6 separate regions of the Mus musculus genome follow, and regions 2, 3, 4, 5 and 6 are each linked to region 1. A link is a loop called in an ENCODE intact Hi-C map of the cell type or tissue named here. Cell type or tissue: heart. All regions are shown on one strand. Region 1 holds the start of R3hcc1l (R3H domain and coiled-coil containing 1 like). Region 2 has its middle 39 kb from the start of Gm25216. Region 3 holds the start of Gm19437 (a long non-coding RNA gene). Region 4 holds the start of Pyroxd2 (pyridine nucleotide-disulphide oxidoreductase domain 2). Region 5 has its middle 42 kb from the start of Loxl4. Region 6 overlaps R3hcc1l (R3H domain and coiled-coil containing 1 like).

What was found. A loop is a pair of places that touch in the nucleus more often than their neighbours do. Peaks named below come from ENCODE experiments on the same cell type or tissue, not always from the same donor. Only the 100,000 strongest peaks of a DNase experiment are listed, where the experiment ranks them.
Region 2: a loop joins it to region 1, with 2.7 times the contacts of the local background. A loop is called at or near these places in 3 of 42 quality-filtered maps.
Region 3: it touches region 1 in a loop (2.5-fold over the local background); 5 of 42 quality-filtered maps call a loop at or near these places.
Region 4: a loop joins it to region 1, with 2.0 times the contacts of the local background. A loop is called at or near these places in 6 of 42 quality-filtered maps.
Region 5: a loop joins it to region 1, with 2.3 times the contacts of the local background. A loop is called at or near these places in 3 of 42 quality-filtered maps.
Region 6: a loop joins it to region 1, with 2.1 times the contacts of the local background. A loop is called at or near these places in 3 of 42 quality-filtered maps.

Annotation. Positions count from the first base shown.
Region 1 is chr19:42,516,607-42,521,606 of GRCm38, reverse strand. It overlaps R3hcc1l (R3H domain and coiled-coil containing 1 like), which reads right to left and starts at 2,802. Exons shown (of 7, transcript NM_177464.4): 1 at 2,750-2,802. In heart, a CTCF peak has its summit at 2,802; a DNase peak (open chromatin) is centred at 2,846; H3K4me3 peaks cover 2,053 bases; H3K27ac peaks cover 1,298 bases; H3K27me3 peaks cover 74 bases.
Region 2 is chr19:42,658,654-42,663,653 of GRCm38, reverse strand. No RefSeq gene overlaps it. Among named protein-coding and RNA genes, the nearest start is that of Gm25216, 39 kb to the left of the region's middle. In heart, a CTCF peak has its summit at 2,062; DNase peaks (open chromatin) are centred at 1,863 and 3,773; H3K27ac peaks cover 1,736 bases; H3K27me3 peaks cover 231 bases.
Region 3 is chr19:42,742,348-42,747,347 of GRCm38, reverse strand. Pyroxd2 (pyridine nucleotide-disulphide oxidoreductase domain 2) reads left to right here. Exons shown (of 16, transcript NM_029011.2): 4 at 1; 5 at 4,685-4,840. It overlaps Gm19437 (a long non-coding RNA gene), which reads right to left and starts at 1,624. Exons shown (of 4, transcript XR_386719.3): 1 at 1,373-1,624. In heart, a CTCF peak has its summit at 2,925 (motif pointing right); a DNase peak (open chromatin) is centred at 2,917; H3K4me3 peaks cover 254 bases; H3K27ac peaks cover 1,384 bases.
Region 4 is chr19:42,750,035-42,755,034 of GRCm38, reverse strand. Pyroxd2 (pyridine nucleotide-disulphide oxidoreductase domain 2) reads left to right here and starts at 2,260. Exons shown (of 16, transcript NM_029011.2): 1 at 2,260-2,698. The coding sequence starts at 2,572. It overlaps Gm19437 (a long non-coding RNA gene), which reads right to left. Exons shown (of 4, transcript XR_386719.3): 3 at 4,529-4,897; 4 at 3,599-3,740. In heart, no CTCF peak of the experiment used is centred here; DNase peaks (open chromatin) are centred at 1,674, 2,324 and 2,464; H3K4me3 peaks cover 2,128 bases; H3K27ac peaks cover 2,736 bases.
Region 5 is chr19:42,652,586-42,657,585 of GRCm38, reverse strand. No RefSeq gene overlaps it. Among named protein-coding and RNA genes, the nearest start is that of Loxl4, 42 kb to the right of the region's middle. In heart, CTCF peaks have their summits at 2,344 (motif pointing right) and 4,291; a DNase peak (open chromatin) is centred at 2,355; H3K27me3 peaks cover 2,212 bases.
Region 6 is chr19:42,564,789-42,569,788 of GRCm38, reverse strand. The region is part of intron 2 of R3hcc1l (R3H domain and coiled-coil containing 1 like); the gene reads right to left. Among named protein-coding and RNA genes, the nearest start is that of Loxl4, 46 kb to the left of the region's middle. In heart, no CTCF peak of the experiment used is centred here; a DNase peak (open chromatin) is centred at 2,998.

The DNA.
Region 1 (5,000 bases):
GCCTCTCCTAATTGTGCCATATAGCATAAGATAATCAATAAAACGTTCTTATTCAGCAGCCATTGCTAACTGAGCATCTACTAGGTATACAGCAAAGAATGAGATCTACCCTCCAAAGTCCTTTTAAGTAAAAAGGAGTCAAAAAGCAAGTGCTTGAAACAAAGGAGACAACACAATATGCAAAATGATTTTAATGTACATGACTTTCTATTGTCATAGCTGTGTGTGTATATGTATATACATATATATATACATATACACACACATATACACATATACAAATGTGTATATGTGTATGTATATACATATATATTTGTGCAAAGAAACCATGCTGAAGCATAACTAAAGGTAAGAACAAATCTGAAAAAGCAGAAGGCACAACATGAAAGAAAAATAATAATTGCTTTTTGGCCTTTTGGCTAAGATCATGTGTAAAAAAAAATAAAGGAAATGTTTCCTTAGCATCCAAATTCGCAGATATCTGGCAGTCAGTGAGACACCTGAAGAAAATAAAAATAGTATTTCAATTCTTAACCTAAGATTTTGCCCTGGCCCCCAAGCCATTTATGTCTGTAAAGCTTCTCTCTTTGCTTTCTCTAACCTTGCTCCTTACAGATACACACAGAGCCAGGATATCTGCAGAGGTGGTCATTCATTCAGTTTCCACCATCAAGCCTCCCAGACTCCTTTAAGCTAAAACGTTTGTTTTGTTTTTGTTTCACACCGTCTCACCAGGTAGCTCTGGCTGACCTGAAACTGATATGCAGACCAGGCTGACCTTGAAATCACAGAGAGCCATTTGCCTCTGACTTAATAGGATTCAAGGCATGAACTGCCATGCCCAACTCAAGCTAAAACTTTACAAACAGCCTAACTTAAAAACTGTATGTGTGCTGGGTGGTGGCCCATGCTTTTAATCCTAGCACCCAGGAGGCAAATCTCTTGTGAGTGTAAAGCTGGCATGATCTACAGAGTGGTTTCCAGGACAGCCAGGACTATACAGAGAAACCATGTCTCAAAAATGAAAAACAACAACAACAACAAAAAAAAAAAAACCCTATACATGTATGCATATATGGGGGGGGGGAATAGAGACACAAAAATTGTCCTATAGAATTCTATTCTTGTCAATATCTGAGTCATAGTTAATTGTCCTGCTAGGAGCTACACTACATAGTGAAATACACTCAAGTACAGGTTACAAACAAAAGACCAGTCCAATTTAAACTGACAAGATAAAAAAATAAAAAAAAAAAGAAAGAAAGAAAAAGAAAAGCAATCTCTAGAAAAGTATTTACTTAAGAGCATACCCAATAACCACGTCAGAGCAGCACTATGGGAAACCTAGGCAACCCTAAGAGTGAAAAAGAGTAATTTTTTTTTTTTTAAAGAGGAGCTCTTCCTGGCCTGGAATTCACTACCCAGACTAGGCTACCAAAATCTCCGAGACCAGCCAGCCTCCGACTCTGGTACTGGGATTAAAGGCTGCTGTTGCTTGTTATTGTTGTTGTGGTTACTACTAGGGAGAGAATTCAGAGCCTTATGCAATCTTACCAATGAACTACAGACACCTCAACCCTGCGCTAAATAGCTCAGGCAGCTATTATTACATGAGTAAGTAGTGCCTGCAACCCACAAACCCTAGACACTGGTGGTTCAGCACCAAGCTTCGGGAGCTCTAAGTCTTAGGGGATGCTTGTCATGTGTAGTGCTTCCAAGAGCGGAAACCGAGCAACAGGGGCAGCTGGCTGTGTGTCGCATGCTGATGGGCCTCGAAGTTTGACACCGATTCCACAGGTGGTCAAGCCCTAATGTCACCTCTCCGCTTGAAACCTTGCTTTAACACTTGTAGGTTTCATCGCAGTTTCTAAAGACACCATTAACTCCGGTCTTCATAAAGACATGACCGTTGATTTTAAAATCCAACTGACCTGGACCACACAAGAGAGGGTACAGGAACTTTATTTTAAATGTTTTCTAGCACAAACGTCTCACACATAGATCATAACACTGAAAAGCATAGTACAAAAGACCCTGCACCCCCTCTTTTTTTTTCCAGACAGAGAAACCAAGGTGGTGGTAATAGGACTACAAAAGACCACAGGTCCATCAAGTGGCCAACCCATCATCCTCTCAGGATTCAGACTCTATAAACCCCGTACTCTTTCCCTCACAACTCAGATGCGACGAAAAAAAAGTTTGTAAGACAACTTTCGATAAAGTGGGTTGGAAGTTTTCTGAGGACCGCCCGAGAAGAGCAGGAAGAACATCCTACTTTACAAACTGTTCCCGGCCAGCCCATAGCCCGGGGGTCCTAGCAGCGGAGCAGAAGTGCCACTGCCCGGGAATCGCCCGCGGCCCCGGGCTGTCCCGAAGCCACCTCGGTGGTCCACAGCTCCGCAGCCCAGAGGGGTCCTAAGACCCCGCTCGCTACCTGGTGACTGGAGACGATTTCTACCAGAAAGAAGCATTAGGGCAGAGGCCCAAGGCAGGCCTCCGGCCCCTTAGAAAACAGAAGAGACCGGAGGGTGGCCCTCCCGCCCCGGGGCTCCAACAGGTCGAAGGGCGGAAGCTTCCCAATAACCTCCGCCCCAGGCGGGGGCCTGCCCCGCGCGTCACCGGAGGAAAAGAAAACCAGCGTTAACACACAGGAGGAAAGAGGGTCCTCTCCCGAGCCGGAGGAAAGACGCGAGGGCAACCAGCACCAGCTCAGGGAGAGAAAGAATCGGGTTCAAGGGTTCGTGGTTACCGGGACGCTGTCGCTCTCCGCTTCCGCTGCCACCATGAAGCGCCTGCTCTTCCGCTCGCCGCTGGGGTGCGCGCCAGGCCTTGGCTCCGCCCACGCCGCGGGACCTCCTGGGAGTTGTAGTCTTCGCGAGCCCCTGTCGCGTCGCGTGGGGGGCGGGGCCGGCAAATGGAGAGGGCGGGAGGGCGTTGACGCTCCTCTATCTCCTGTATCGTCCATCCTCCATCTCAACCCTCAGCTGTGAAAGCGCTCAAATCTTCTCACGTCCTGCTCAATCATAACCGTGTCTCTTTCCTCGTCCACGGGCGAGTTTCTTCGAGCGTAATCTGCACTTAGCGTCTCTACTTCCTTCCTTGTGTGTGCTGAGTTCTACACTGCAGCTTCTGCCCCCCGCAGAAAATGTCCTTGTTGCAGCCAGTGTCCTTGTCGCCAAACCCACTGCAAGTATTTTCAGGCTGTCTAACTTAAGCATTAGTCATTGAAGCTCTTGGACATTATCATTTATTTTCTATGACACTATCCAGCTTTGCCTTCCTCATTCCATGCCGTTCGACTCGGTCTCTTCCTGTAATTCTCCCCCCCCCCCCCGAACTCACCTCTTGAATATTGTTCTCTGCAATTCTTAGAATAAGGAAGGGGAGCGTCCAGCCCGGCCCCTTTTTTTGCTTTAGCTTATCGTACTCCCAACTTCTAGACGACCCTATCTCATTCCTATCTTGCAGACTTGTCAAAAAATGGCTTGAACGCTTTGGTGGCGCGAATGGTATAGCCCTGTGATTGGCAAACAGGTGAAGTGCCCAGGATTCGATCTCGGAACTATACAAGAAAAAAAGAAATATTTGAAAAGTTCATACTGTGTCTCTCCTCTCTGTTCACTGCCTTCCCATCTATCTCCAATGCCTCTTCATCTACATTTGAATGCTAACCAAACCCTGTAGAGGCTCTCTCTCTAGCATTTGAGTCTGTTCTTTATTTCCACTGCCAGATACTTAATTCCCACTTGCTTAGTTTCTTAGCTGATTACTGTTCTCCTTACTGATCTCAGTACGGCTGTGGGGTCCTTACTGCCAAAGGCCGAGTTGTGTAAATAACAAATTTAATCAAGTCGTGTTTGTGTTAAAACCCTGTAAAGACACCATTCGATTGAGTTTGAGAGAAGGAATGAAGGTGAACACCTTGGAGCTTTTACAAAATAGTAGTTCCCAATCCACTACTCTCCTTCCCATCCCTTACCAGATCTGATTATGGGATAGGTTAGATGTGAGCCTTCCTAAAAAGTTTCCCCCTCGGGTGAGCTGACCACTCAGCAAAATGGTTGTATATTATTGCTTACAATGGGCCAGTGCTGGGGCCGAAAATAATGAGCAGACCAGTGCCTACCCCTGTGGATTTATGGTCCCTTAAGAAGAGACAGATACTAGTCAAATGGTTCCATAGCAAAAAACAAAAGCAGCAACAACAAAAAAAAATCGTCATCAGCTGAGCTAGGAATTGTGGGAGTAAAGTAACCTGTCCTTCTCTCTACTTCCTGCCATAGCCTAAGCTGGGGATCAAAGCATGGTCCTCGGTCTGAGTAGACCAGGGAGAGCCAAACTGTCAAATACTTGGATTGAATCATATGCCAATGCCCAGGTAGGCCTGGTAGGGAAACCAGGAACCGCTAAATGTGGGATGCTGGGAAGCAGAGCTATGTTAACTAGTTTAGCAGAATGGGCCTGAGCCAGCAGACCACAGATCTTGCAAGGCACAAATCAAGTTTGCTTCATTCATCAGGCCTTTGTTGAATATCTGCTGCCCCGTGGTTTGTTTTCCTGGCCACTGGCAAAAGATACTATGTGTGCCATAAAAATCAACAAATGATAAAACATGGTGTTCCCCACCTGCCACCTGCCAGCTCACCTAGCACGCCACGGCATCTGTTGCGGTATCCACCCCTACATCATGTCGTCACAAAACTGCTCTCAAATGAATTTCCTTTATCAACTTGATCTAACAAGTAGCCATATTTAGTGCTGTATATCGGAGACTTAGCAGAGGCACTCACGAAGAGTTAAGAAGCAAGGTCATAACTGTTTTGGCTTTTAACAAATCAGCAGCTATGTTAGAAGGTAAGGAATTCTGTACATTCAAAATAAGTTAGGCTGCTGTACAATAGAATATATTGGAAATGAATGGTGGTGGGCTACTTTAGCCAGGTGGCCCAGGGGAGGCTTCCTTGAAGAGCTGACTGTCCACTTAGCACTGAAGGATGAGC
Region 2 (5,000 bases), 140 kb before region 1:
TCACCTGTGAAAGTCTGTTCTCGAAATCATAACCGGAAGGATGAGGAAGGGCTGAAGGGAAGGGCTACCCACGCCCGGGCTTACCTAATCACTCAGGGGAGTCTCTTTGGCCTGTGCTCTGGCTGCACGAGGACAGAGATGAAACTCTCTGGACTCTTGTCCTTCTGTCTGTCCCACAGCAGCCCACTCTGGACCCACTGCCACCAGAGACCTCTCTACTCAGGAGCTATGCCATCTTCCTGGGATCAGCGCCTGGTCCCAGGTTTTCAGACTTGGGTCTGCATTTGATTTCTAGGGTTGCCATACTAAGCCACCCCCAAACTCAGGGATTCAAAACCACAGAAATGTATGCACGCATCATTCTGCTGGCCAGAGGTCCCAAACACCACAATCGTGCGTGTGAGCCTCCTCCACGGGAGACGAGCCTTCCTCCTCTTGGCTTCCTGCAGCTCTGTGCACTCCCTGGCTTCAAGAGCAAAAACCCACCAAGCTCCTCTTCCTCTTGTGGTCTTCTCTCCTCTCCACCGTAATGATTTGGAGCCCAATCACACCTTCGAGACCCCCTTTTCAAATAGGGCCACATTCATGGTTTCCTGGGGTTACAGTGTGGACAGAGCTTTTGGGATTCTACCATTCAATCTACTATCCCAGCAAGACAAGACCGCCCGAGTGATCTCAGCCTCCCTCTGCAGGGAACTAGCTCGGCTCTAGCCCTCCTCTTCCTCGCTCTGATTCCCCACCATTGTCTCAGCTCAGCATTGCTGCCGGGTCCAGATCCTGACTGGACTCTATAAGTAGTACCCCAAGAATATCCCCAACAGCCAACAGCCCTGAGTCACCTCCAGCTTTAGCCCCATCTCCCCCACGTCCAACACACTCTTCTTCCCAGAAGGGTGGTGGCTTTCTTGACACGCCATGATTTGCTCCAGGATGATATTTCAGTTATTAAAAATATCATGGAAACACAGCTCCCGGAGATGAACTTTGAGGTACGAAGTTGACAGTCTAGAGCTAAAAATCAAATCATTTGTTTTTCTATAACGAGAGTGAGGAGGTAAGAAAAGCACGGGTTTAACTGAGGTTGAGAGTGGCTGAAGCCACCGGAGCCTACGATAAAGTCGGAGATGCTTGAGAATTGGGGCCCGCCGCAGGGGAGTGACCCCCTCCCTATCTACACGGCTGGCTGAGAACTCCCTGGAGGAATTCTAGGCTGGGAGGGAGGATCCCCAGCATGCCCCAAGTAATCCTTTTCTGTCTCATTGCTTCTAAAATGCTTATCACCTGCCAGCGTGCAATCGCTTTACGGAGTGGCTTGTCACCACGCCATTAAACTTGCTCCTATATATTTCTTTGGCCATTTGGCTTTCCCATCTCACCGGTGGGCTTCTGTCTGTGCTGAGCTGTGAAGCTGTCTTGGCTGCTCCCTCCACCCCAGAAGCTTTGCCCCCAAACGTTTAGAAGACGAGAACAGGCAAAGTGACATAGACACCCAATCTGGGCACCAGCACCCCCCTGGGCCAGTGCAGAAGGAGCACTTGAAGCTGGCCTCAGCCTCAGGATGAAGTGCAGGACTGACCTCAAGACACTTCAGAGAGAGCAAGGAGGCAGGAATTCTAACCTCACTGCTCTGAGCAATGCCGCCTCACTTCCTGGCCCAAGTCATCAGGAAATTATCTACTTCCTTTTAATGTCTGGGCCCCACCAGACAGTGAGCTCCCAAGGACAGAGGTAATAATAGCACTGACAGCCACCACTTGTTCAGCTCTTACACAGGCGTGCACTATTCTAAGTCCCCAGTGTCTTTAACTTCACGGAGGCCTCCTTATAGCTCAGAAACTGTGCTGCCACCAGCTTCCCTGGGGAGGGAAGGACACTGACGCCCGGAAGTTTCGTAACTGGCTTCCGATGGAGATAAAAACTCAAGTTCAGTCCAATGAAAGCCAAATTCCTCTGTGCCAATCACAGTGTGAGACACACTGCAGGTGCAATGCGCCCAAGGAACCAGTAGATAAATGGGTGCCTTTTCCCTACCACCCATCAGCACACTCCCCCTTGTGGTTTGAATGTGGAATCTCCCCCACAGTCTCATGTGTTTGAACACCTGGTTTCCTGCAAGCTCTGCTGTTTTGGAAGATGGTGGAAACACTTCAGGTGGAGTCTTGATAGAGGAAGTATTAGGGGCTGCCGTGAGCCTTACATTTTTGATAGCCTTGCCCTCACTTCCTGTCAGCTGCTTCCTGGCGGGTGGTGTAATGGGACCAGCTGCCTTCCCCACCGCACTGGGTCTGTATCCTTACAACTGTGAGCCAAAGTAATTTCTTTCTCCCTTAGGTTGCCTCTTGACAGGTTTTTGGTCAGAGTAACACAAAAAGTTAAATATTTCCTCTTCTTACACCTTGCCCTTGGGCCTGGATGCAGAGGAAAAGGTAGATATAGAACTCGGCTTCCCATAGTATGAGTAGGGAGGGCTTATTGCTTCTTCTACAGCGGTGGTTCTCAACCTGTGGGTCTCAGTCCCCTCAGGATCAATGGACTGTTTCACGGGGGTCACCTAAGACCACCAGAAAACATAGATATTTACGTTGCAATTCGTCACGGTAGTAAAATTACAGTTATGAAGTAGCAACAGAAATAATTTTATGGTTGGGGGGGGTCACCACAACACGAGGAACCATATTAAAGGGCCACATCTTCCATCTTCAGCCCTCTGAGACCTAAAATACAGCATAATGTACATCAGGTATGTCCAGAGCCAGCCACTGTGAGTTTAGGCCTCACCTCTGATGCTTGTCAGTATATAACGTCATACATTCTTCTCTGTACCTCAGTTTCCTAACTATGAAATGAGATATTTGGTTGTTCCCCTCATAGCTTCTGGGAGGACAAAGTGAGTTCGATAATTGTCCTTTCCAAGCCTCTGTGCCCCTACTCTATGATACCCCAAGCGAGGGGACAGCGGCCTCCAAGCCAGAGAGAGAAGGCCACTTCTCCTCCCCACATCTTTCTCTGGAGCACCTGGCAGAAAAGATCCTAAGGAGAAACTGGGAGACCCTAGCGCGCCAACAGGCCCTCGGAGGGAGGCCATTTCTGAAGCAGAGATGAAGTGACTGGGGCCGGGCCTCTGTAGATCAGACCTAAGCAGAGATGCCAGCTCCACCCCAGAAATCCTGGAAGCCAGTTCCACCTCTCTGGGGCTCAGTTTCCCAACATAACATGAGGAGCACCCTTGGACTCCCCCCTCATGGCGTTACTGGGACATTTAAATGCATGTGACTCAGGACAGACTAGAAACAGTGACTACTTGGTAAGGTATGCAGAGATTCCCACAGATTCTTGATGACCCAATCTGAAGGCTAAGCTCAGGGGGGGGGGGGGCATGTCTCACAGAAGAGCTGGTGGCTCAGAAAGCCTGGTGACAGGCCTGAAGCCAGTCCAGGACCATGGGACATCAAAGAACACTGCCAGGCTATTTTCCAACCTAGAAACAAATGTCACCACGCCCATGTAGGCATTTCCGTCTTACCACAGCACTGGCAAGCTAAGTGGCCTCCAAGCACTGACTCTGCTGGGTAAACAGCCCTGGCTACGTGTCACTTTGGAGAAGAGCTATGGCCACGAGGTCCAGGCTTGGAAGCTGGGTCCTGTCAACAGATTCCCCTCTTCAGCCCGCACATGGATGTTCGGACAAAGTCTGGCTCTTGGCAGGGTGAGCTCAGCACAGAGGCAAGCAGAGTCCTGTGCACCACGCTGCCAAGCCGGCCCAGAGGCAAAGGGCCCGAATCTGTTGTTTTCCAGTGTGTTCCTCTGATTACAATTCAGGCTGCATCAGTCTCCTGCTGGAACCCGCTCCTGCATGTGTTCCGAAAGCCACGCGGCACTCACGTGCCTGAACACTTGTTTGCTGACCCGAGGGATCCCTCTAGCTCAAAGGCTGAGAGGTTTGAGTAATCCCCCAATTTGGAAGGACACCCGTTTTAAGCTAGATCCTAGCTGGAGCTAACATCTTTTCTGACCAAGAGAGCAAAGAGAAGCTTCTGTAGTCCTCGCAGCAGAGCCCCATGGTCTGTTGAACAAAGAAAGGGGCGTGTCCTTCGGCTTTGACAGCCCAGGCCCCCACCGTGGAGCTGCCTGCAGGCCGATGGGGCTCCCCTAGACTATTCCAAAGATGTTTGCAAACATTCCCCAGGGGCAAGAGGGCAGTAGAGGAGGGACCATTGCAAAATTCAGAAAAGTCTGGACTGAAAAAAGTTGAGCCAGTATTCTTCTTAGAACCTTTAAAAATAATGTCAGTGAGCTCTAAGAGAAGTTTCTGGAAGCCCTGCCTCTCAGTTATGCTTGACAACTTCTACCTCAGTAGTGTGAGGTTGCCAGGACTACCTACTGGCCTTCCCCACCCCACACATACATGGCTCTAAGAAGGTATCGATAAAAACTCGTCGAACTTTATTTAATGCTAAAATTCCTTTCATGGATATTTGTCGGCAGCTTAGAAGAACTTTATCCTTGACATTCAAGAAGCACATTTTAATGTCCCCAAGGGTCCCTCATGTCTAGGGACAGTTTCTACCTTTGGCTCAATTAATTGTGGCTTAAATTCCAGCCCAAGCTGTCACTGGCTTCATTTTTGTTTTGCTTTGTTTCATTTATTATTGACGTGGGCACAGGGATGCACTCCCATAGCACACATGTGGAGGCCTCGGGGCAGCTGGGAGAGTCTGCCTTTTCTCCTATTACCTTTATCTGGGTTGCAGGGATCCAAGGTAGCCAGCCAGCCTTGCACAGAAAGCACCCATGCTGAGCCGTGTTGCTGGCTCCTGAGAAATGTTCCCTGTGATCTTCATACTAACAGGTCAGAGAAAAGCCACCAGTCACACTCAGCCCAAGACCTTGGTTCTCCTTCCTGGATGTGTGGCCCTGGACACATCCCAGACTCTGTGCCTCCTCTGGATCCTGGATTCTGTTATCTGCTAGGCTCACATGGAGGATTTAAGGAGGGAGCG
Region 3 (5,000 bases), 230 kb before region 1:
GGTAGATCGCCTGGCCTGGCCTGGTGGTTGGTAGAGGGTGGGTGTGACTCCTTCTTCTTGGCCTGGGAGGGAGGCATCATATCCATGCCCTAAGCAGCTTCCTGCCGGAGGTCTCTCTTCTCTTCCAGGCTCTGTCTAACCCACACCTGTTCCTCGGTATCCCATAGCTTGATTTTTGTCTCAGCCACCCTGTGCTTTAAGATCTGGCAAATCTCAAATAAGAAACAGGCCTCTTGAAAAACGAGGGTTGTTGTTGTTGTTGTTGTTGCTGCTGCTGCTGTTGTTGCTTTTACCATCAGACTTGCCGTCTGCACGCCAGCACCTGGCAGGGTCTTCCGACTCCTCCTAGCTCCCTTAGCCTCCTGGTATCTTATCTGGTCTTCATAAAGCACCCATAATGCAGCCTTGGGCACCCAAGTTTACAAAGCTGCCCTTGTTAAACTTTGGCATCTACCACCATTCTTGATAGCGTGAGCAGAAAACAGCGTCACTGTGGGCAGAATCCCCTTTACGAATTCATGGTCTCAAAGATAAAAGAATCTTAAAACAGACACAGAAAGAAACTCAGAGGTAATGTATTCAAGTCAGAGGGAGACGGTCCTGAACATGACGTCAGGGTACCAGGAGAAGGAGCTAGTGAGGGAGAGACAGTCATATTTTTAATGACGTGCAGAGCAAAAAAAGTATGTTATGAGACACAACATAGGCACACCAGAGATAAAAAGAATCAGATACCCATAGCCTTACCCCTGGGTTTTTGTTGGAATAGTGTAAGATTGTTCCCTTCCCAGGGTTGACGTGGGCTTTGCACGCTCCACCTTTTAAGGCCGAGCCAATGAGGGAACATTGAACCTTAGTGTTTAGGGATTAGACTTACATTCTACTAAGAGTTAGTTGCTCTCTGTGGCCTGGACCTTGGGATGTACCTCAAACAGGGAGGAGGAATAAGTATCGCCTCAGTTTACCTTTTAGTTGTGTGACCAGAAAGGAAAAGCATTTATTACCACAAATTTATCCTTCAATTCATTAACGTTGGGCCAGGAAGGACTAATTAATTGTATCTACTGTCATCGTTTACCCCTTAATTCCAACAGGCCTGCTGTGGGGGTCCAAGACCTTTGGGGGCAACACTTGGGGTGTAACAATATACTTGTATACTTTTCTTTTGTCTTATGAGACAAGTTCTCTTTTTGTAGCCCTGGCCCAACTCTGGGACTCACTCTGTAGATCAGGCTGTCCTCAAATGCACAGAGATCCACCTGCCTCTGCCTGTGGAGTGCTGGGACTAAAGGCGTTCTCCATCACACCCACTCCAGTATACTTCTTTTAAGGGCGTGGCTGCTAGTCACTTATCACAGTCTGTAGTCCTTACCTTCGGTTGGCCTCATTTACTTGTCAAACAGGGTTTTCTCTTTCATGTGTGTGGAGATCTTGGCTAAAAGAGACTCCCCTTCTTCACCCGGTTCAGACTTTAGTAGAGGACCCCCTGAGACATTCGTCTCAGAGGACTGGGGCCTCTTCTGGGTTCTGGGCCGTCTGGTTCGTCTTTCCTGTCAGCTCACCTTTGTTCACTGGCTGGCCTGCCTTTGCCCACCTCCTCCTCCCCCTCATAAACTCAACCGCCTCAAGTCCTGAGGCCAACTTGGCTGTCTCCCATCTTGGGAAAAAAAAAAAAAAGAACCGTGGTGCCTTTTATACTGCATAAGTCCTGCATGAAATGAAGAAAACACACAGGCACTGCTTACAAAAGCTCTTTCTAATACAGTGGTTCTCAACCTGTGGGTCCAGACCCCTTTGGCAAACCTCTGTCTCCAAAAGTATTTATATTAAAAGCCATAGCCATAGCAAAATTGCAGTTATGAAGTAGCAAGAAAGGTAATTTTAATGGTTGTAGGTCATCACAACATGAGGAACTGTATGAAAAGGGGAACTGTATGAAAGGGTTGCTTTGGGAAGGATGAGAACCACTGCCATAGAATCAAGGACCAGAGACTACGGACCAGGCGATAACAGAAGCCCAAATGGAGAGAGAGAGAGAGAGAGAGAGAGAGAGAGAGAGAGAGAGAGAGAGAGAGAGAGAGAGAGAGAATGGAGGAGATAGATACAATATCAGAACCAGACAGAGCTTAACCAAAGCCTGGCTAAGGTCCAGGGTCGTCAGTCTGTCTCACTGTAGCTGAAGGAAACTGTATTAATGGAGTTCCAGTTTGTGGCGGCAGACCTGGGGAGGGGCAGAAGCAGCCTCTGTCTTCCCTCCCATCCCCAGGGGATCTTCTAGACCTCTTCCATCAATGCTCCTCCCACTCCTGCTTTACTGAGGAAATCTGCCTAGGGCGAGGCCCCTGAAACCTCTCTGCTGGTGGGAATGACCTGACCTATCTGAAAGAACTCAGCTTCCCCCGGGCTGCTTATCGACTGGTATGGTCAGTCTGTGTTCCCTGAGTGCCTGCTTTGCACCAGGCCCAGAACAGGCCTAGGGACAGGGACAGTGGGGAATCTGAGACACAGCAAGGGAACGTTAAATGAAGGTAGGTGACAGAAAGAAAAGAAAAAACAGAAGACAGTGTGATAAGAAGTGAAGTTCCACACTTCCCTGGTGACGGTGACTCCTTGAAGGGGTGACACATGCGCTGATGTGATCTAGCCACATGTATGTCTGAGAGAGAAAGTACTCTGGTCAGAGGAAAATGGAAGCTGGCAGGCCAAAGCAAGTATGAGCAGAAAGCCCCTGTGGCCAGAGCATCCCACTACAGACTATGTGGGGGACAGAGCAGGGGGAGCTCACGCTAGGACTGTGTTTCATCCAGGGACAGTGAGGAGCCAGAAGAGGTATTCAGTCAGGAAGCAGAAGTTTATAGAAGATTCATCAGTCCCCTGGCCCGTGCTGGAGATGGTGTGGAAAGCCAGATACCAGAGGCAGCTGCTCAGTGGACCACAAGATGGCAGTCTGTGACGAGGGCACAGGGCTGGAGAGGCGTGCACACTGTACAGAGCTAATTTAGCAATATAAAAGATGTCATTGGTAAGGCAAAGGGAGGAACTGAGGATAGCCCCTGCCATTATCAGGAGGAACCAAGGCAGGGGCTGGAGAGCTATCTCCACACTTCAGTTAAGAGCACTTCCTGCTCTTGTAGAGCTCTTGGCTTCAAGTCCCAGCACCCACAGGACTGTTCACCCCAATCTGTAACTCTGTTTTCAGAGCTTCTGATGCGGTCTTCTGACATCCACAGGCACCTGGCACATGATGTACCACACACATGCACCATACACATACATACAGATAAGACAGAGACATATACATACATGCACACACATACCATATATACACACACACACCACACACATGCATATACACACATACACATGCATGCACACACACATGCATACACACACATACACATGCATGCATGCATACATACATACATATATTACACACATTATACACACACATACCACACACACATACACACACAGGAACAAAATATCTCTATGCATAAAATTAAATTTTAAAAAGAGAGCCCAAGGTAGAAGTTTCTCCAACCTGTAATAAAGATGTCTCAACTTTAATGTTTAAAAAAAGGCCAAAAGTTCCCCAGGCCAGACCCCACCCACATGTGGATTCTGCTCTGTGAACGCCTGCGCCTGGGCACTGGTGTGTGCTGGAGCATCTGTGGTTTGGGCAGCCCCTGGAATGTTGGTAGGTCATCTTTCCACATGCTTCCCTAGCACACGGAGTGAATGTGCCATGCCCATGAGAGGGACACAGCAGCGGCAAAGCAGACAATGCCCCCTCCTCCTCAAGGAGACGGAGACAAAATGTACGTGTAATTAACCATGTGGTGACAAGGGCTTTGTTCTTCTTTGGATGAAGAACACAGATCGTGCCAGCGTGGTTGGTGCCGGGTGGGGCTTGCTGATTAGTATCTGAGCAGAGCCCTACAGTGAGGAAGCAGGCCACGGATCCGGACAAAGAAATCTCCAGAGAGCGGCCACTGTCCGTCCAGCTGATGTCAGCTCAGTCTCTGTTGTGTCCGCTGGCCCTTTGGAGAAGCCGACGCGCTGTGAGGAAGCTCGAGAGAATCAAAGCCGACTTTAAAATGTATGGAGGAGACATCCACTTAAAGTGACAATAGTAAAGTAGACTGCCATGCAAATATAGAAACTAAATGACTAGTTCACCCACCTTGTACACGTGAATTTTCACATAACCATTGCTTTACTGTTTAGCTCCAAGTACTGCCTTCTGAAGTGATGGGAGGCAGCTATAGATGAGGGTCTCAGGTCCTGGGAGTCACAGAGGTGTGGCTTTGATAGACAGATTGCCTTCTAAAATGACGTGGGAACAAACTATTCAACTCCCTGAACGTATGTGGCTCTCTAGGCTTGTAATGTAGACGTAACTGTAAAGATCCCTACCTGATGAAGTGGGTACTGGGTGGATGGGCGGGGACGTGGTACAATATGGTATGCTCGGTGTGACATTGTGCGTCTTGGTTTATTGCTCTATCACTGGGTCTCTGGACAAGAGGGCTATTTATAACCTTTGTTCAAAAGCTAGGAACCAGGTCTGTACACCTCAGGACCAACGACGAACATACCTAACTGGTCCCACAAACAGAACTGGAGAAAGGTCAAGAGCAGAAACATAGATCCCTAAAGTGTGTGTGCTTTGTGTGCTCTGCAGAAACACGGGCTGAAACTTCATCTGAGAGACCCCTACTCCTTCACCCCCATGCTGGAAGAGGGCACACTGAACAGGCTGCCCAGGTCCCTTCTGCTGGGCACAGATATGGCTGCAAACCAGAAGGAAATCTCTCAGTTCTCACGGAAGGATGCTCAGGTAGGGAAGGTGAGCGGGGACTGAAGCTTCCCTCAGCAGCCCACACACAGCAGGCTCTGGAGAGGAAATGGATGCCAAGGCTGTAGCTCAGTGGTCTGCTTTCCCTGGACAGCGCGGCCCATGCTAGCCTGTGACCTGAGGCACTTTGACCGGGATTGGT
Region 4 (5,000 bases), 230 kb before region 1:
GGGTGTTGCACATATGCGCTTGAGACCAGAGGTCGGCTATAGGAGTTCTCCAGATGCCATCCACCTTGTGTTTTTGAGATGGTCTTTCACTTGGTCTAAAGCTAAGCTAGCCTGGCTTACCAGCAAGCCCCAGAGCCTACCTGGCTCCCTCCCCTGACTCCTAGCACTAAGGTGCATGAGAGCCACCACTCAATGGGTTGTTTTTTATGTTGTCATGACTGTGTGGCAAGCACCTGACTAACTGAGCTATCTCCCAGCCCCACTAGGATACCCGCTTTAAAACTATAAAAGTTTTCTCTTAAGTCTTAGAAGCCACATGGTATGAGGTATCTAGTTTAACCCATACCCCCCACTTTACTATCATCCCTGGGTATCTGTGGAGTATATTCCAGCAACCCCTGGAGATAGCAATATCTGCAGACTTATAGCATTTTCTTAGAGCCCTCAAATCCCCTCTACTTTAATCTCTGTGTGTCTTACACCACAAACTATTCAAATACCATTGAACTCGTTATTGTACCTGCTGAGTGAACAAAGACAGAACAGGTGTCTGCTTACTGAGTGCAGATGCAGCTGTTTATTAAATACATCGATTTCTAATTGATTGCATGAGTGTGGAGGTAGAGGCTTTGGACTCGGGGTTTTAGGAGAGATTCTTGGACAGTGTAAACCTTCCTCGTGTGCGGAGTGCTGCCCATGCTGAGGGTCGAGGGATTCTCAGAGGCCCTCTTACTCAGCCATCTTTGCCATGCCTTCTGGGTTTGAATCATTTCTGACACAGGTTCCTATTACCGTCTAGGGGGTCTTGATCCAGTTCATTTTCTCTGGCAGTTAAAGACTTCAAAGGGAAGGAAAAAAATCTTGAGAGCCAGAGAAATAAATTCTCAAACATAGCAACCAGCAGCAGACAGAAACACTGGAGAGGCTTTTATTAGGGGTGAAGAAATACACCCCAGCAGGGTACACACAGAGAAAAGGCCGTCTGCACAGCAAAGGAGGTGCCCTGGAACCCAAAGGGCCAGGGCTTTTAAGAGTGGGGTAAGCAAGGCCTGGGCTGGCCTTGAACTTGTCATCTGGTCCCTGGGCAGGCAAGTCTACTTGTTAGCATTTCCTGTAGGCTTCTCCTAACAGTTACCTAGCAAGGGCTAGGTGTGAGCCAGGAGCCAGGCACATAAGGACTGTTTGGGCTGCTGCTTCTGCTTCTCTGCCTCCTCCCTCCCTCCTTCCCTCCCTCCCCCTCCCTTCCTCCTCCTCCTCCTCTTCCTCTTTTCTCTTTCCCTCTCCCCCTCCCCGTTCTCATCCCCCTCCCCTTGTTCTCTCCCTCCCTCTATCTCTCCTCCCCTCCCCTCCCCACCCCATCTTTTTCCTCTCCACGTGTTCTTGCTGGCCACTGCCCTTCTTGCTCCTCTCTCTTTCTGTCCTTCTCTGTCCCCTTTCTTTCTCTTCCTCTACTCCTTTCCCCACACCCCCTTCCCGGGTCTCAGATAAACTTCCTTCTATACTAGGCCTGTCCTATGGCTGACACCTCAGAGGAACGCCTCAGCATGGGCCTGCTAAAGCACCCCTCTGCTGCAGCATACCCAGTTTTTAAAAAAACAGCGCTACTAGCCAAGAAAAACCTCGTCAGGCTTTTGTCCCAGGTCAGGAGGGTAAGGAGGAAGCCAGCCATCTTGGAAGCTGGCCAAAGTTATGACCTAGCTACGGCTCCGCCCCCATCTGTCTTTCTCTTGTCCAAACTGCCACACAAGGCTGCCCGTTTCATGATTGCAGCTCGCCACTTCCAATGCCTTTCTCCTGTAGAGGAGTGACTCCTGAGGAGTGGACCGGTCCTCTCTGTTCAAGATAGGGCACAGGGATTGTATGTATGGACTCATACTAGTTGAGGTAATCTACAGGTGTGAGCCCAAATCTTTGAGAAACTTTGGAAAACTGGAAAGGTGCCCAAACTGTCCATATCCTTCCTCCCAGCAAGACTAGCCTCACTGGAGTGTGCGTGAGAGAACACACACACAGCTCTTGGAGACGTGGGTGGCCTTTTCTGTCGTCCAAAGGCACTGAAAGATGACTGGGGAGGATCCCGCAACAAGGAGCAGTGGTCACCTTGCAAGGTCCCTGACTACCAGACAAGCAGGAGTAAAGTCTGAGTTGACAGCGCCCATCCCACAGCTTAGGATCTCGGCCCCGCCCCCAGGCTTCTGCCGGTACAGAAAAGGGAGGCAAGAGGAAGGCGGGGCCTCTGCGTTGGCTCCTCTTCTCCCTTAGCCCACTACCGGGCCTGGGAGAACCTAGTTAAATTGTTCTCTCTTTGGTCCCTACTCGCTTGACTCCTGGAGGCTACTCAGACTCTGCCACCTACTCGCTTGACTCCTCGAAGCTACTCAGACTCTGCCAGTTCTTAGCCTACATGCCCCCTCCTCTAGGCTGGCTTGCGCAAACTCAGAGCCGCAGAAGCTCGGACCCTGGGAAACGGTGGCCCAAGGCCAAGGCTGACACTGAACTGTAACTCCCAGCCCCTCCCCTTGCCTGGGCCTCTGGAAAGCTGACTGTGCAAGCAAATTGCTGGGGGCAGAAATGGCTGCCGGCGGCCGAGGTCTCATCAGGGCCTTGCACTCCTCTCCCTGCCCTACTTGGAAACGAGCTCAGTCGGGAGCCAACGGGCGCCTGAAGCCCGAGTACGATGCCGTGGTGATAGGAGCAGGTAAAACCAAAGAGGGCAGAGCCAGAGCTCAGGGAAGGAAGGCAGCGTTCTGCCCACCGGCCTTGGAGGGGCCTCCAAGGAGCCTTGCTGCTGCCTCTCCTATGGGCACGACCTGGCCGGGAGTTCCAGTGAGCAGGACCTGGGATGGAAGTCCTCCCTGGCCTGGGAATCAGGATCCCTGGGTTCTAATTCCACCCTGGTGTGCTGTGTGGACTAGAACGGCTCTTGCCTTCTGGGTTTAAACCTTTCTCTCTAGAATGATAATGAGTGACTAAATAAACGCAGGAGTTTCCCTGTATCTCCCGCAAAATGAGTGAGTTCCTCCCGGGACCTTATGCAGGAAGCAAAGACCTCCGGACTGTAGACAAATGAGAGCCAATCTCACTTCTGCGATCATCCATTGGAAAAGGAAGCCAGAGTTGTTTCATAAAGAGAAAAGGTGGTTGAGGGGTTCCCAGACACCCTAATGCATCCACAAAGGGTGTCATCTCCCATGGCTTCCCTCAGACATAGATACCTGCTACAGTGGTGGTCCTGCAACATCTTGCTGACTCTCAGCCTCAAGTACTAGGTTAAGGCATAGCCTAGGGCCAGGCTGCACTCCACACCAGGGCCTTCCGGGTCACACTTTTGGGACCTGAAGGCTTTTATTCCCAGCTGGGCTTTTACATAGATGATAGCAGGTTCACATTTTTTTGTGAGACGCATCACACAGCTTTAAATAAATGCTGGCCTGGTTTGGCTTCTTCTTGTGTCTACTGAGAACCACCCTCTCCAATTTGTGCACGCATGAGTGAGTGTTTATTATACACAGACTTGGTTTTTTTTATTATCGATACTAAAATAAAGATATGTCTCACACAGTTTTTACAAATCAAATATATGCAACTCTTGATTTAAATACCAAGTTGGTTTTTTTTTTCTTTTCCCATTGAAAACATCCACTCAACACTCCACTGTGTGAAGACGATGGCAGAAGGGCCCAGGCTCAGTGGGCTCCTGCTGGGTGGGCATCCCCCTGAGGGCTGGGGATTAGCAGATCCTGCAGCAGAAAGGGACAGGTCACCTGAAGCCACAGGAGAGTCAGTCAGGACTTGGGGACTGGACTTTGGGGGTTTTGTTCTTTGTCACTTAAAATCTCCTTGTCATTCATTCATGGCTGAACTGAGACCAGTTGCCAAGGAAACTTGACAAGTTTTCCAAGACTGATGAGCCACCAATGAAAAGCCGATAGCCACCACGTTTGATGCAGCCTTGCAGCGGGCTGAGTGTTTCTTAGACACTGCTAAGTCTCCTCCCTCAGTACCACAAGGTTCCACATTATATATGAATATGTATGTATATTATATATATATTACATGCATATTACTCTCTGCCTTACAAATGGAGAACTTCAAAGCAGCCACTGGTTGTTAGATGCCTCTCTGGGGGTCAAGCCAGGTGAAGCCTGGGCTGCCTGCCTTGAGTTTATGTCTATATTCAGAGAATGGTTCCTCCAACTGCGGGTTCACACCAAGGACAGGCCCAACGGCATTTTTTTTAACTCTCATGAAATTTTTCTAACATTTTAAAAATAAAACCACATCGAGTCTCCCAACCTGTGGGTTGTGACTCCTTTGAGGGTCGAATGACCCTTTCACAGGGGTCAGATATCAGCTATCCTGCATATCAGATATTTACATTATGATTCATAACAGCAAAATTACAGTTATAAAGTAGCAACAAAAATAATTTTACGGTTGTTCACCACAACACGAGGAGCTGCATTAGAGCCACGGCATTAGAAAGCCTGAGAGGCACTGCATGGCATAGGTCATCGCATAAACTTACCACAGGATGGGTTACTGTGAGAGCATGGAGCTTTGGTCCTGTGAAACATTTATTAGTCAGGTGAGTGCTAGGTCACGGTGTAAAGTACATTTATTCTTGTGAATAGTGAGCAAAGGGCTTGAAAACTCCAGTTTCGGAGACTCCGTTAATGGCTGAGAAGTTGGCTCAATGACCTCTAAAACTCGGGACGTCTCCATGTGGGAAATTTAAAACGAAAGCAACTCAGCCATGGAGAAATTCATCACAGGGGGGGTCACGGCTGCTCCCCTGCGTGTGGACATTTGTCAGATAAGAGTCAAGCATTTAGATCTGAGCCCACAGTGGGTTCGTCCAGGCGGGTGCTGCAAGATCACAGGCATCTATTGACATCTGAAAGATAAGAATGGCATCTGTCACCAACGTGAAAAATAACCAGGGGCCCCAACGCTGGCCAACACCCTCATGGCCTATTCTCTGCCTGTGAATGATTCTC
Region 5 (5,000 bases), 140 kb before region 1:
AGCAGGCCCTTCTTGCACTGTGGGCAGCATGATTCTGGCAAGGAGTGTGTGACCTTGGGCCCTACATCCATCATTCCCAGGCCCCGGGAGGTGATCAGTAAGAGAGGTTATGGGACAGATCCTGGAGCCTCTCTGGATCCTGATACACTGCCTGCCTTGTTGAGGATTGGCCAGTGGTCCTCTCCTATTGCATGACATGAAGCAGGCACAAAGAGCCACTACACACAAAATGGAGGGTGTATGTCACCAACAGATCATGTGAAAGGGGTACATGCTGGCCAAGAAAACCTGGGAGATTTAGATAAGAAGTCTACCAGTTAGATGCCAGGCACCAGGTAAGCTCTCACAGCAACCCCACAGGGCCTTGGTCACTCTACATAATAAAGTTTTTCTCTAATTCTGCTCATTCAGTCTTAGCATCCCTCAAGGGATAGCTAGAACGTGACCACCTACCTGGAGATTCGGCTCATTTCTAGTCCAGTCCTATGACCAGGGTACGGTCCCTCTCCTTTGAACCGAAATGGCCTCCATTGAGCGTGCTCTGTGTGTGAGCCTGACACCAGGTGCTATACATCATTCCTGTCTTCACACAGCCCTGTGAGTTGTGTAACAGCCTCACTTTGTAATGAAGGATGGATGCTAAGACCCAGAGACCTCACTTGGAAAGAAAGAGTGACCAAGAGAGGCAGAGAAAGAAAAGAGAGCAGCTTTCAAGGTCAAGTTACTATTTTGAAATGAAGGTGAGCCAGGAAATTGTCATGGAAGGAGAGGAGGAACCATTTAGACTTTCTGGTCAATACTGGCTGACCCTGTGCTCTGTGTCTGGTCCTGGTGGAGTGAATTTCAGGCATCTTCATTTTGTCACCAGAAAAGAGTCGGTCAGAGACAAGGAGTGATCTCTTCAAAGTCGTACAGCTCAGAAACTGCGGAGCTGGGATGGGAAGTGGAGCCCAGATTGCCAGTGTAGGGCTCTTCAGGCACTACATGGCTTTCTTCATATCTGTGTGTCAGACACACAGCGGGGAGCATGGCTGGGAGCACAGCTCTAGGGAAGCCTCCACTGGGAGACTCCCATGGTCATTTCCTCAGAGATGTGCTCCTCTAGCAAAGCGACAGTGGACAGAGGCAGAGACAGAGTCAGGCCCATCCTGAGTCCTGGACGGTGGCAACGGTGCCTCTCCATCCCTGTGCTTATAACAAACACCTGCCCAGGACAACTGCTTCCTAAGCCTCCAGAGTATTCCAGAGCAGGAGCTGGTCAGGACCCCAAATTGCCCCATGTGCTGGGTAATTCTGAAATTAGCCCTTCCAGTCTAGGTCCACTTCATCTCCCCTACACAGCAACTTACTCATTCAGTTTTACCTGTGAGGGCCTACTGCATACAGAAATTGATCCAGTCCTAGACATGGTAGGGCCCTATTTCTGCCCCAACTCAGAGAACAGAGCTAATATGCTCTTCCAGAAAATGAGGGATTGTGGTCAGGAAGATAAAGATGCCCAGGAAACCCCCCTTCAAAGATAAGAAAGGGGACAGAAAGTCTGTGCACCCCAAACCATTCTCAGAGGGGGGCACCTAACTATGTGCACCTCCTGTGTTTAAAGTACAAAATGGTGTTTCATGTAAATTCTTTCCCAACATACCCGCTGTCCCGGAGAAATGATGATCAATGAAGCTGTGAGAGAGGCAAACACAGAGTTGTTGTGAAACGGCATTTGGACGGCCATATACCGGCTGAGAACCTCCAACGCATCTAATGAGTGATGCGCAGTTACTGCATCAGCTCAAAGATGCCACCGCTGCAGAATAGGACTAAACCCCCATACAAGAAAGCCAAAGACAGAATTCTGGCAGTACCATGACTGCTGCTGAGGAGTCTAGAGGTGGGCAATGGGACTTGAGATGACTTTAAAACCGCCTGCCATGTTTCTGGCATCCATGAGATGTGGGTGGATCCATGATTAGAAAGAGTGCTCCCTCTGGGCCAGCCCTTCAGAGAAATGGAGCAGAGATATGGGGACCGGAGCCCAGAAGCTGAAACAGAGCATGAAGAAGGGAGCAAAAGGTTAAACAATGTTTGAGAAGGAAAAAAAGAGCTGAGTTTCTGAGCAGGGGACTGGTTTGAGGGACTGTCTTTGTTCCCGAATGGAGAGAGAATCCAAGGGTGGCCAACTAGGTGGTCTCTGGGGAAGGAGCCCCCTGGCTCAGGGTAGAATCAAGCCTTCTGTCTCTCTCCCAGGGCCCTAGACACACCAAGTTCAGGACCAAGCCCACTTCCCTAGGCTGCTGCACCTTCAGGCCTGGGGAAAGGCTCTGATCAGAGGCTGATTCCAGGGTGGCCATAAGAGGGCAGGAGAGTGCTGGTAATGGGCCAGCTGAAGCAGCTTGCCAAGGGCTGGGCTGAGAGGTGAGAAGGGGAGGGAAGAGAGGAAGAGGATGGAATACCACACTGATGGACAGATCCCAAAAGAACTGACCTGTTCATGGGACTCCCAGCTGATCCACCTCCTGAAAGCGTGAGATTTAGTTCACTGACTGGTGGGCAAATCTGGGTTCAGTGGTGAACATACAAAAGGAGAGAGGCAGTAATGTGTCCCCAAAGCACCAGTGATACCTGCCCAGATACACGGGGCTTCCTGGGCCTCTCTGCTGCTGCTGCCCAACAGCTCTCTGCCCATCTGTTTCCTGTCCATCACTTTCCCAAGTCACTTGAGAATCCTTACCCCACCCAAATAAGAATGGACTCCAGGTACAGGCAGCCCTACTAGGAACTCCCACAGCCCCAGCTCGACCTTAAGAAATCAAAGCAAGCTACATCCCCAGGATGAAGCAAGTCTGGAGACCAAGAGAGGTGTGTCACGGGTACACACACACACACACACACACACACACACACACACACACACTCATACACTCAAGGACAGACCCAAAGTGCTAGAGGACTCCCCCTTCAAACTTTTCAGACCCTAGCACAGTTGAGACACAGCTGAGATTTTCTCACCATGGTCAATGGATGCTGTGTTTATGACCTGGTGTAACCTGGGGACCACTAGCTTCTTGTGAGTGGCATCCCCATAACCCTCAGCCCTTTCCTCATCTTCTTCATGGATGCAATTGGCCCTGGCTCACCCTCCCAACAGAGAGCTGGGATGGTAGAGAGACAAGAACCAATTAAAAATGCCCACGCACCTTTTGAATACATCTTTAGAGAAGCAATGGGCTCCCCAGGGGCTGCCCCTTGGCCCTCTGGGTAAGATTCTCTGCTCAGTTACAGGTCAGCCCCTCAGTCTGAGAACCATGTGGTACCCTTCTGAGACTCAGCTTCTGCAAGAGGAGAAGTCCTCAAAGCAGACAGTTTACCTCTAGAAGCATCTGCTCCATCTGTAAAATGGCCTCACTGAGCTGCTTTTAAGCCCAAGTGCTCAGTGCTGGGCTTAGTCTCCTTTCTAGACAGTGGGGTTGGGCAGCCCTACCCCAGTGGAACAAATACAAGAAAACAAGAGCAGCAACTGTCTCCTGGACCAGTTTTCCCACTCCCACAGTCTCCATCTTGAGGAATACCAGAGGCCACCCAGCCCGGAAGCTTCGACTCCTATTCTGTCTTCTGCCGCTGCATCACAAAGACCTGCTTGTTCGCTGGTGGAGATGAATCCCACACTGTCCAGCTTTCTCTGACTGCACATGCACATGGGGTCCTCCACCCTGTCTCCAGCTCCTGCCCTGAAGGCTGCAGCTGTCCGCCAGCTTCAGCTGAGGATTTAGTGAGTCCAGCTCTTCTGAGGCGTGACTGGGCAGGTCCTTCAAAATCCTATCTGTCCCATGACCCCGTGGTGGGAGGCTGCCCACCACCTTGTTATGTGTGTGTTTCTCTATCCAACTCCATCTTGAACATGGCCACTCTTCACAGGGGGGCTGGGGAGGTGGGTATTAGAACTGATTGAGACCCCAGGGACCTGCCTCCACCCCATGGAGATTTCTAGCTAAGCCTTGACAAAGATGGATGGTTAGCAAGTTGGCTAAGCTTCTGGGGGCGGGGGGCAAGAAGAGTCTGAGCCAGGTCCTTCACTTCAGCTAGATGCTACCCTGTGGGTCCATTCTCTATGACAGAGCTGGTGAGTGTATTTTCAGGACAGAGGGATTTGACTTCACAAAAGCCCTGAAGTGGGCTTCAACCCTTAGCGGAGTCTTTGATCCCTCTGAGTCAGTCTCAAAGGTCCTGCCCAGCCAGATGGATCTCAGCCTCTCTCCCTTGTTGTCACCTTGCAGATATTTATAGCCTTTTCATGTCCACTAGAGAGCGTAATGGGCTTTTTAGGCTAAACCAATTAAACTCTCTCCCGTAAGTCATGTCTCCTGCATGGCTTCGGTCGCCCTTCCCTGAACTTGTTCCATCTTCATTATCTCTGCTCCTTGTGGCAGGGAGGGCCTGGGAGTTCACATGCTGGCTAAGGGACGTCTGCCTTCCTTTCCAGCTGCCTGGTCCTTCTGACCATCAGAGCTCCCCCACCCCCTCACACCCCAACCCTGGGTTGTATAGACATAACCTAAGCCTGGGAAATGCAATTGACTAACCCAGGAAGCAGAATATACTCAAAAAGGGCTGATTGGTTTTTCCTCCTTTTGAAAATTATTTAGCTTTTTACCCCTCCAATATTATGCAAATAAGATTATGCCCTGCCAGCACACAGTCAAGTGTTTATAAAATACCCTAGGCTGGAGACAGGAAGCTGCAACCCACAAAGATAATCATATCTCAAATGTGTACCAGGCTCTGGTGGGCTACTGGGGACATTTCCCCACAGTGTGCTTGCACTCTGCAAGGGGCCCCATGCTTCAAGGCCATGACAATGGTTTCCATCTCTTTTGAAGTCAGGAGCGAAGAGGTTACCGCTTCAGACAAAAAGACATGCAGGTACAGGAGTGTGCAGCTGGCATCCCTACATACTTGCCCACGGTTGTGTGGAAGACCTGGTCAAGCTGGCAGTGAGACTCCTTGGTCTC
Region 6 (5,000 bases), 48 kb before region 1:
ATCCAGGCGAGCAGTATAATAGCTATTTAGTTTTATGTTTTATCTGGGTCCCAGAATCCCTGGCATCACTTTGGTTTTTCCTTAATCATCTCAGCCTCTGGGCAATCTATACAAAGATCTGTATATGACTACTCATTAGCACTCTCATTCCCGGTCTCATGCAAATCTCCATCTTCCCACACTTCAGAGTTGCCACAACAAAACACAATCCTACATTTGAATATAGTTACACTATCCAATACCATTTCAGCAGTCTGGCCTATAGCTAGTCACTTAGCAACAGAATAACTCACCAGTGTTTTTGATATAAATTATAAAATTAAGTAAAACCCAAGTGTATGCAAAATCAAATGTTCCTAAAAGTATACTTTGTCTTTAACCAGATTTCCACATAAATGGATCTTTAATTTTAGAGATGTTGCTGCTGTCTGTTTATTTCTGACAAGGGCAAAGAAGTTGATTTTTTGCCAACCCTCGCCTCTCCCCCTGCCAGTGTCCTTGAACACACAATGAACTGAATGGAACAAACACTGTGAGTCAGGTCACTATCACATCTCCATCTGCCCCAACCACAGCTCACATAAGCATCATACAGAGTTTGCTGAACAAAGTAAACTCAAGCACAGAACTGAGAACACCAGGAATCTGATGCTTCAGAAAAGAATCTCAAATGAGAAAGTCGCCCTTATGCTGACAATACAGACTCAGAGCTGTTTTCTTTTCTTCAGTTTTGAATCAGATCAGAATGTGTTAATGGCTTGTACATCACTCAGGAATTCTAAAAACATTCAAAATGGAGTTTTTTTTTTTTTAATTTTAGGAATGACCTGGTTTACAACAACAGCAATGGAAAGGGATATACTTAATGCTCCTGCTTTTTTTGTGTGAACCAGGGATCTCTAGTCACCAGGACTAACGGGCTGAACAAGGCAGATGATTCAACCAAGTGAACCTTTGGATGGCTGCAGTGATCATGGTAGAACACACAATTGGAAGATGTCTCTACAAATTCCCACTCAGGCAGTCAATAACCTATCAGCTCAGAAAGTTTTATAAAAATACAAATTACAAAATCTGTTAAGATGAGCTAGGACTGTGAGGATAGAAACAGTAATAAAGACATGGAAAGTGTATACTTTATCCGTAACAGAAGAAGTTAGGGACTCAGGACAATATGGAAAAGGAACTGTCACTGTCTCCCTAGCTCTATGGCCTCCCCAAAATGAGACTGTTATTAACCCTGGGCGGTCTCATCATTTTAGTCAGTGCCATTCATTAGCAATCAAATAATATCACTACAGCTCGCGTGTGGCTGCTGCAGTCACTGATTTCTTTTTTTTTTCTGGCCCCGCTCCAGCCATATTTTTATTTCATATATGTGACTTCAGACACAGCAGAAGATGGCATTGGATGCCCATTACGGATTGTTGTGAGCCTCCACGTGGTTGCTGGGACTTGAACTCAGGACCTCTGGAAGAGCAGTCAGTGCTCTTAACCGCTGAGCCATCTCTCCAGCTCCATTGATTTAAATTAATCACCCATCAGATTGCTATTGTGGTTATATGATCATATAATTATATATTTTCTCTCTCAATAAAATATAATTTTAGAACATAGCACAATGCCTTTAATATAGTAGTAAAAATAACATCTTGCTATTTGCAATTTATAGTGTCAAACTCCAAGCGTTCAATATTTGCTATTCAATACCATCCACTTAAAACCATGGTCTCTGGAAGCTACGTTATAAAGGGCTTTCCTCCCCTCATATTTCATACATGTTCTAAGTGTCTGAACTGTATGTTTTTATACGTTTTTTTCTTTCTAACTTGGGTTCTTTTTTTTTTTTTGCAGAAGACTCTAAGAGGGAGACAGAGGACGTTAGGATGCCAGTTAGTGTACTGAGTGGAGATGGATGCAGCTCCCTTACTTTGGTGCCCAATTCTAATGGCTATGAAACGGCAGTGGCTTTCTGTAACAAAAAGACTAAAACTGCAGACTACCTACCTATTTATTTCTATGCAAAAACTCAAAAGACTACATATTGCCAATGAAGGTACCCAAGGGAAATAGCCATTAAGAACAACAGTGCTGTTCTGTTGGTACCTCATTTACTCTAACCATAAGTCTGATGGCCATAACAGGAGGTGGCAGGGGCTATGCAAGTTCTGTTTGTTGATATTTTCCTGGGAAACAGTTCATTTCTAGAGAGAAAACAGGACACATGCCAACATTCTCTGCTTTACTGGTTACTTGTTTAAATTACTAGGTGGGCGCCCATATCCTGGCTTTAAAAAAAATGAAATGCAATGGCCAAGTGATGGTGGCGCATGCCTTTAATTAAAGCACTTGGGAGGCAGAGGCAGTCAGATCTCTGAGTCTGAGGTCATCCTGGTCTACAGAGTGAATTCCAGAATAGCCAGGGCTACAGAGCAAAACCCTGCCTTGAAGAAAAACAAACAAATATAGTAAAATAAAAAATAAAAATAGAAGATGAAATGTGATCTTTGACAATGCATTAAGGGTTGCAGTTCTGGACCTCAATGACTCATGACTTAACTATGTTCAAGTTTCCTCTGACCAGTCTTAGAGGTTCAAATGTCATTTATTAATCAAAGGGTGGCATAGTCTACTTCACAGCCTATCTTCTTCTTACCTATTAGAAACATTAGATATGCTTTTATGTCTAGGCTTTGTCAACAAATAAATAGGCCAACTTGGAAAAAAGCCAAAGTCTTCTGTTGGAAAACTTTCAAGATAGATAAGCACTCTAGTCCTGCATTTAATAAAGTATGTTTGTGTAATATAAATAATAAACTGAGATATTAGACTTGTGGCATCCTTCAAAAAACCAGAAGAGAGTTGAGTTTCCTGTACGCACAGCCTATCTGATTCCTTCTCTGTTCATCCGCCCTCATCCTTACCACAGCCCCACTCTTCCATAAGTCCTGCTAAAGGCTGCAAGCAACACTGTCTTCAGGTCAAAGCACAGCATGTTCTTGGCATCCCCAGCATTTAGTCAGCCAGTAGTTTCTGACTATGTGACCATGCTTCTCAAAACACTCAGCTGTTGCCTAAATGCTTCTGTACCTAGATGGGAAAGATCCAGTTGCATGCATGGATCCCCTCTTCCAAAATACAAATGAAACTGAAATTCCCCAGAATCTGAATACTGACAATGATGTTTTCAAGGTTGGTAGAGGCCAACCTGAAAGAGACAGCACTTGAATTCTAACCGCTCATGCCCATCCTTCCAGTTACTAAGCACTGTCATGTGTGCACAGCTGCCTTCTGCAAGGAGTTACTTTCTCTCCCAGTCTCAAGTCAGCCTTTTGTCAGCTCCTGTCTAACAGTTTCCTCCTCAGACTAAGATCCTTTCCCAATGATCTCAACTGTAATAAGTCATCTCCATTCATCTCACTCTATCTACTCTATTTCCTAGCCTGTGAGGGGTCGCTAACTCCTGCTTGGTAAGGATTTTATAACTACCACTAAGGGAGTTCCCAGTCACATTCTGACAGACATTTAAGCAAATACTGTAAAACTTTACATGTTTCAGAATCACTTGAAAAAGTTAACAGGTAAGTTGTTGGGCTAAAGAAAATGCAATTCTAAGAGGTTCTCAGATGATATGTAACCTGCTCGCCCAAACACCATACTCTAGGAACCACTTACTGCCTTTGTGAATCTGATTAAGGAAGGCTATGAGTAAATGCACTGCACATATGCAATTCTGATATAAATTCAAAAGGATCATGGGTGTTCACTCACAACTACTGTCCCTTCTGTATTTCATTCTAAGGAATGTGTAAGATGTTTCCTGACTTGATCTCAGGAAGCACTCACTACAGTAATAGGGAAACTGTGTAAGCACCTAAGAATGAAGGAGTGGTTCATAGTGGCAAGTCGGTTCTGTCCAACATGCTGTCCTCTTTAGTCTTGGGGGTCTCTTTCATAGTTGGGTGGTATTTTTCTATACACCTCATTTAAACAAACAAGAAACTCATCATTATCATTTTAAAAATGACTCAAACAAAACCGTTCAGGTGAAGACATTGTCTGCTAGGAAGAACATAAATATAAATAACCGCTTCAGACAGGACTGAAACCCTGATGTCAGACTTAAGAATAACCACCTAGATCATAAACAAACCATTTCTCGGGCTGGAGAGATGGCTCTGCTGTAGGTCCTGAGTTCAAATCCCAGCAACCACATGGTGGCTCACAACCATCTGTAATGGGATCTGATGCTCTCTCTGGTGTGTCTGAAGACAGCTACAGTGTACCTACATTTAATGAATAAATAAATCTTTAAAAACAAAAAACCTGGGGCTGGTGAGATGGCTCAGTGGGTAAGAGCACCCGACTGCTCTTCCGAAGGTCCGGAGTTCAAATCCCAGCAACCACATGGTGGCTCACAACCATCTGTAACAAGATCTGATGCCCTCTTCTGGAGTGTCTGAAGACAGCTACAATGTACTTACATATAATAAATAAATAAATCTTAAAAAAAAAAACAAAAAAAAAACAAAACAAAAACAAAAAAACAAAAAACCACACAACATAAAAACATTAGCCAGGCGTGCTGGTACACGCCTTTAATCCCAGCACTTGGAAGGCAGAGGCAGGCAGATTTCTGAGTTTGAGGCTAGCCTGGTCTACAGAGTGAGTTCTAGGACAGCCAAGGCTACACAGAGAAACCCTGTCTCGAAAAAAAAAAAAAATCCTCCAGTCTAGACCAAGGCTGTATGAACCCACAATAAGAAATGAAAGAGAAAGTGGTTCTCTATTTAAAAACAGTGGTCCTAATTTGTAATAAAGAATTTAAACAGCAGAGAGAATAAATGTTAAAATATGCCTTCAAGTCACACATTCTGTATTTATGAACTCTGACTAGTCAGCGCATCATTATTCACTTATAGTTCCTTACAGACTCAAGTCATTTAGTCAACTTAAGTCAGTATCAACTCTTTAAAAAATAGCCATATTCATTCATTTCC